Linked DNA regions of Homo sapiens: region 1 is linked to region 2. Evidence: chromatin contacts called from ENCODE Hi-C or POLR2A ChIA-PET data. All regions are on one chromosome and are shown on one strand. Each heading gives the region's core, a stretch centred on a gene start or an enhancer-like site at or near the end of the contact. The rest is flanking DNA. Distances are from core to core; before and after follow the strand shown. Region 1 overlaps LRCH1 (leucine rich repeats and calponin homology domain containing 1). Region 2 has its middle 23 kb from the start of LINC01198.

The links. A loop is a pair of places that touch in the nucleus more often than their neighbours do. ChIA-PET counts read pairs that join two places held with the same protein, here RNA polymerase II (POLR2A). Pooled maps may share reads with other maps.
Region 1: a loop to region 2 is called in a pooled map, with 2.3 times the contacts of the local background. The contact joins two enhancer-like sites. A Hi-C loop is called at or near these places in 2 of 50 pooled maps. POLR2A ChIA-PET finds 5 or more read pairs at or near these places in 4 of 52 experiments (AG04449, BJ, Caco-2 and 1 more).

The regions. Positions count from the first base shown.
Region 1 is chr13:46,569,781-46,572,979 of GRCh38, reverse strand. All of the region lies in intron 1 of LRCH1 (leucine rich repeats and calponin homology domain containing 1), which reads right to left. Among named protein-coding and RNA genes, the nearest start is that of LRCH1, 18 kb to the right of the region's middle. RefSeq lists a silencer at 1,275-1,324. Within about 2 kb of position 1,524, at least 4 of the 41 ENCODE cell types and tissues checked have a DNase peak (open chromatin) inside an H3K27ac peak, as active enhancers do.
Region 2 is chr13:46,488,019-46,491,413 of GRCh38, reverse strand. It overlaps the pseudogene COX17P1. Among named protein-coding and RNA genes, the nearest start is that of LINC01198, 23 kb to the right of the region's middle. Within about 2 kb of position 1,878, at least 2 of the 41 ENCODE cell types and tissues checked have a DNase peak (open chromatin) inside an H3K27ac peak, as active enhancers do.

The DNA of each region.
Region 1 (3,199 bases), core at 275-2,774, 82 kb before region 2:
CATAGAGAGGTTATGGAACTTGCCCAAGGTCACTGGGCCAGTAGATGGAGGAGTCGCTCACCCAGGCAACGTGGTTGCAAGCTACTGAGCACGCTACTATCCTTGTCACATACAGTAACAGGCAGTGGAAAGGGATGGGCTCATGGGCAAGTTTACTCACACTAGATAATAAATATTTGCTGGATGGATGAATGAATGAAAAAAAATGCAGCACCTCTTAAGTTTACGAAATGTGGCTGTGAATATAGAACTTAAAAAAAGCTTTTTAAAGTCTTTGCAATGTTTCATTACCTTCTTTTGCCCACAATTGTGCACTGTCTTCTTATTCTATCTTCCATATGACTCCACGAGTTAGGGAGATTTTGTCGAGCTTTTTTTTTCTTTAGTCAATATAATGAAAACAGTCGTTATAGGTAGCTTCTTTCAAACTATACCCCTGTCCACTCTGAAGTATTCATATTGCTATGCAGAATTTGCTTTTAGATCACTCTGTTCTCCAACTGGCATCTATGTCTCTTTCATTTCACGCACCTATTTTATCTTTTACTAAAAGCTGACACCATGCCATATGTATAATAGGCTGTGATCCAAATTAAACTCACTAAGCTTAAAGTAGTGTTGCAGTAAGTCTCAGGATGGCTCAAATAAGACGATAAACATATTTGGTCTGGGGATTATTACTTCACACCACCTGGGCCTGTTTCTCAGGCAGCCTGGCAAAGAGAACCAAAGTCCTCCCCATAAAGAGCAGCAAGCTCCAAGCTGAGAAGGACAGCAGGGTCAGGGAGTCCCCAGGCATGGCCTGCAGTGGGGGTACAAGTAGGAAGAGGAGTGCAGGGAATGGCCTCAGCCCTGTGCTGGCAGACCAAGGGAACAACAGAAAGACAGCTGTATCCGACAAGAGATATGTTCCCAGAGTAGTGGCAGAGACAGATGCACGTCCCCAGCATGGATGAGAATTGGGAGCAGTGAGAAGACCCCCTCCTCTCCAAAAATAACTCCCCCTCTGTGGGCATCGCCGTTCAAAAAAACAGCCACTGCCTGCCTGTCTCTCTCTCTCTCTCCCTCCCTCCCTCCCGCTCTTTCTCTCTCTCTCTCACACACACATACCCCAAGTGCCACATACTTAGAATTTGTTATTTTAGTCATCACAGCAACCCCATAAGTGTTATTACTCTCACTTACTTTACAGATGAGAAATGAGAAGTTCAGAGAGGTACATGAATTGCCTACAGTCACCCAACTGCTAAGTGACAGAGCCAGAATTTGACCTTGGTCTGTTGGACTCCAAGACCATTTCCTAAACAGCTGTGATGGTTCTAAGCCTCATGGATGGTCACAGCAAGAAAGGCATGGGAGCCAGTGAACAAAGGCATGGTGACTTGAGCACTTTGGCATTTCATCATTCTGGGAGAGTGTTCACAGCATGCACAGTTCCAGGAAGCTCCACAGCCCTTGGAAATGATACGCCTAGCCCGCTTCGAGAAAACCCAGTGTGCAAAGCTAGCGTTTCTCCAGTTTCTGAGAGCACAAAAAGCAATGGGTGGAAGGCAGAGTTGGTACTCGTCGCCACTTGAATCTCTGGCACTCATGCTAATGTGCATCACTGCGAATACCACTGACAACTGTTCTCTTGGCACACAGCACACTCAATGGAAACACGCCGCTGATCAAACAAAAGTGGAGGACATATTCCAAGGCCCAGGAACTGCACCTGATGCAGACCCATCCTCCCTCATGCTGGATGACTCGCACAAACAGCTGAGATGCACAAGATGCTGGAGCAGTTAATGGAGGTGTGTTTTGATCACCAAAAGTCTAACATATTGTAACAATTGTTGGAACACAAAGGAGTTCCTTTTTTGTAGGTATGAGTTTTTTAATGCCTAGTTACTTTGAAGGGTAAACTCTAGGGTGAATTTCAGCACTCTGCAAATCCACCAATGGAGAGGCCGAGGGCAACTGGCCGTTACCTTTTACTTCTTTTTACTTCTATGCCTGAGAAAGGCAGTTAAAGAAAGGAGCAGTGAAGCTGCCTGACTGGAGACAGCTAACCACACAGCAATTTAAAAATCTGAATGGGAATACTAAGTCATCTTCTCCTGTCTTTTAATTTTAGACACTCCTCTACTATAGTAAAGGTAGAATCCCTCAAGTAAATCTCTCAAAAGATAAGAAATTCTGTGACTGCCATTCTGTTCAAGTGTCTATCTCACCTCACCTTTGCTTTTACGTTGTCTCTTCTAAAAATCCAACATTCTTTATGGTACTACTCTTCCCTACCGGAATATGTGTGATATGCTCATGCTTCTAACAGAATAAAAGGAACTTTTGTTTTTGTTGTTTTTTAAGCAACCTATAACTAATTGAAAAGTTTCCCTAATATCCAGCTCTATGCTAGGCCATGCAGAGAGTAAGAAAAAGAAATAAAGTGTCCTCATGCACGCAGTGGAGCATCTCTAGGGGCAGAAAGACCTGGTTTAATTTTTATCTCTCCACTAATCAGCGCTGTGACCTTGAATGAATTATGTAAACAGAGCCTCCGTTTTTTAGAGATCTAATTCTCAATTTTTTTGGAGATCTGATTCTTAGCACAGGATAAGGACCCTGTGAGATAATAAGCTAAACCATCTCGATGCCAAGCCATAGCAAAGGCACAGTCAATGTCAGTTTCCTTTCTTTTCTACTCTCCTCAAGGCATTTGCAAGAAGTCAGCAAAGAGTAGTCAAACTCAAGTCAAACCGAATCCCAGTCTTGCCACTTAGTAGCCATGTGATCTCAGGCATTTCTCTCTGAGCCTCAATTTTCCAGTCTGTCAGATGGGAAGAAAATGTGTACTTACCTCCCAAGATTGCTCTGGGAGTTAGCTGAGGGAAGCCACATAAAGTGGAGAACACAATATCTGACTCAATAAATGAAGCTATTATCATTCTTATTCTTATTAGAGAAAAAAGACATGGAATTAAAGAACAATTAAGGACCAACTCAATCATTATAAACTCTGTTTTAGATGAAAAGATGAGTAGAGTTGCAGAGAGGGAGGCTGGCATTTGGGGCATCCTAGAAGAGGCAGGAATTAAAATTTTGAGATGACTGCTTGACAGGGACTGGAGAGCTGGGGTCTGTCATTGTTTTGTTTTGTTTATTTTATTTGGCAAGTGCAATGAAGACAGAAAAGGTACAATCGAAGGCAAAGCGG
Region 2 (3,395 bases), core at 629-3,128:
GGGGCAACAGAGCAAGACTCTGTCTCAAAAACCAAACAAAACAAAGTATAGTTTGTGTTTTCTTTTTCTGGACAATTGTCTACACTGGTGAAATTCACTGCACATTATTTTATTTTTCTTTATATTAGCTACAGTCTTTGATGGATGATTTTTTTTCCACTAGTAATATTTTACTTTCTTCTTACAATAAATTATAAATACTTTTTCCACATATCAAAGTTCATCAAAGAACTCCCAAAATTAATCTTCTTCATCCTTCAGGAATTATTTATTCACACAGCAGACCACCATTTCATATTTTAAATCCTAGGGCTCTCATGCATTCCTTGTGGGCCTCAATTAGATGTCCACAGTGTTCTTCTCCTTTCTCGATGATACACGCATCGCGTGCCTTCTTGGTCTCCGGGCAAGTGCAGCAGGGCTTCAGCGGCCTCTTCTCCTGAGACTCAGGCAGGGCAGGGTTTGAGTCAACCAGACCCGGCATCTTTCGCGCCAAAAGCAGCTATGAGCGGAGACAGCCAAATCTATGCCAGCCTCGGCAAACGCCAATTCGTCCGATTTCTTTAAATTAAAGTTGATTGCACCTACTGTGCTATACATATCAGCAAGACCATCTCATCCTTCTCCCTCTCTTGGTTTCAAAATTAAGAAGTCATTTTAATTCTGTCACTCCAGATAAGCTCTTCTGTAATGCTCTATATATCCCATTTCCAAAGGTCAGGGGCTCAAGGCTCAGACTCTTGTCAATGTGGAAAAGGAAGCTCTGCCTGTTTGCTTCTGAGAGGCAGCTGTTCTCTGAAAACATCTACCCCAAAGGGAAGCGTGGGGGTGGGGGAGAACTGATTGCCTTTGATTACTTTTATACCCCTGTAACTGGCTTTAACTCTCTGACTTTTCATCTCTTTCAATACCAGTTCATGATACAAATATCCCTTGACGGATTGGGGAACTAATAGTGCCCTCTGGCCAACTCACTTCTGTATCCCAAAAGAGCCAATAGCAATCACAGCTTCCCAAGCACAGCCTGGCGCCTACCCTTCACTGCTGCATGTGGTGGTGTTTCTCCTTTATCTTAACACACACATTATCCTAATCAGGTGGGATTTGCCTGGCTTTTAAGCAATAGTCCTATCAGACAGTGTTTGTTTTCTTCCTGGAAATAGAAAGGATTGCTTCTGCCAGAGCAAGGGATTAAATCTTTATTTGGAAGCAGTCAACAAACACATTTGTAGTGAGATCTTTGAACTAAGCATCTTAGAAGCATTAACCCTTTTGATACCATCTGAAAGAGAAACTGAGCTAAACGCTTCCTGGAAAAAGACTAAAAATTAAGCTTGGTAGTAACCAAATTAGATGGCTACTGAGGACAACCTCGAATTTAGTAAAACAGGGGAATCTCCAAACAGGCGCTTGTCACTAGCTAAGCATGTGACTCCTACAAGCATTGATGATTGTGACTCAGGGCATTTGGGCAGAAACTTGGGATTGTGTTTCCTGGCTCTGCGCCTCAGAGTCCTGGTAAAACTACAGACCCACCACCTGGGAGATTTCTTTTCCTCTCTTAAAGAAATTCAAACCACATGTGGTGACTTATTAAAGAAACATATGTCATAACATATTTGGGCAACTCTTGGGCAAACTAAAAATAAGTTGGCAACAAATCTCAGAAAAGTGACTCAATCGTTGTCTGGGAAGGCAAAGCAACTTTCTGGAAGCACAGTGACTTTCCGTTTCTTTATGCTTCTGGTGTGAGCGGCTGCAGGGCTGAGGAGGACTATGACCAAGATGCTCCTTTATCCTTTCTTCCTGAGCAGGGTGAAGGTGGGGGTCTCCAGTCCAGCTAGAGATGTTTGCCTGCACTGCATCTAAGGAGGCGAAAGCCCAGCCAAGTCCCACCGTGTGCACCAGACTTGTTTGAAGGATGAGACTGCTCATGTGAGCAACTGGAGATCAACTCGTTTAGGTCTCTGCAGGTTTGCAGGGCACACTGGAAGGCCTTTGAGTTAACTGGCAGTTGGTTCTTTTTTTTTTGAGACAGAGTCTTGTTCTGTCGCCCAGGCTGGAGTGCAGTGGACCCATCTCGGCTCACTGCAACCTCTGCCTCCCGGGTTCAAGCGATTTTCCCGTCTCAGCCTCCTGAGTAGCCGGGGTTACAGGCACCCACCACCACGCCTGGCTAATTTGTGTAGTTTTAGTAGAGACGTGGCTTCACCATGTTGGCCAGGCTGGTCTCAAATTCCTGACCTCGGGTGATACGCCCACCTCAGTCTCCCTAAGTGCTGAGATTACAGGCATAAGCCACCTCACCCGGCCCACAGTTGGTTCTTAGAATCTTTTGTCTTGCAATTCTGTTGGGGTAGTAAATTTATAAATGCAAAAAATACCAAATACGCAGAAATGCGAACCTATCCCCCTTTCTGGTGTCACAGGAGCTAGGAAATACAAAAGCATCGATAGAGACATTCGAAGTTGCAAGTTGGTTTGAAGTTTCCCTGCTTTTCTGTGGTTATTGTAGCTGCTTAAGATGATGATAGACAAATAAGACAATCTGCTTAAAATTCACAGATGGAACTCGAAAATCATCTTTACAGCTAACACTGAATCTCTTACCGTTTGTATGGTATGGCAGAAAGAGACTTGGGCTCAGGGGAATTAGGTCCTGGAAGCCAAGGAAGGGGAGGAACATTTCAAAGAGGAGGAAATTTCCAGTTTTCTCAGACACTGCAGCTAAATCAAGTAAATGTAGGACTTAAACATGTGTATGGGATTTTTTTTTTTAAAAACAGCTTTATGGCAGTACAATTGACATATAACAAGATATTTAAATACAAATATGTAAAGTGTATGGTTTGACAAGTTTTAGCATATGTACATACCCTAAAATGATCACCAAAATCAAGATAACAACTTCTGTCATCCTAAAATTTCCTCCTCTTCTTTTGTAATCCCTCCTTCCCACCTGTCATGAACCCTCCTTCTTAGGCAACAACTGATCTGCTTTCTGTCACTATAGTTTGTATTTTGTAGAATTTTATGTAAGTGAAGTACTACAGTGATATGGTTTGGATATGTGTCCCCACCCAAATCTCATGTCGAATTGTAATCCCCAGTGTTGGAGGTGGGGCCTGGTGGGAGGTGATTGGGTTATAGGGACAGAATTCTCATAAATGGGTTAGCACTATCCCCTCGGTGCTGCTCTTGTGATAGGGAGTGAGTGAGTTATCGTGAGATATGGTTGTTTAAAAGTGTGTAGCACCTCCTGCTCCCTCTTTCTCCTGCTCCTGCCATGTAAGACAGTTTGCCTTCCCAGAAGCAGGTGCTGCCATGCTTCCTTACAGCCTGCAGAACCATGAGCCAATTAAACCTCTCTTCTTTATAAATTACCCAGTCTCAGG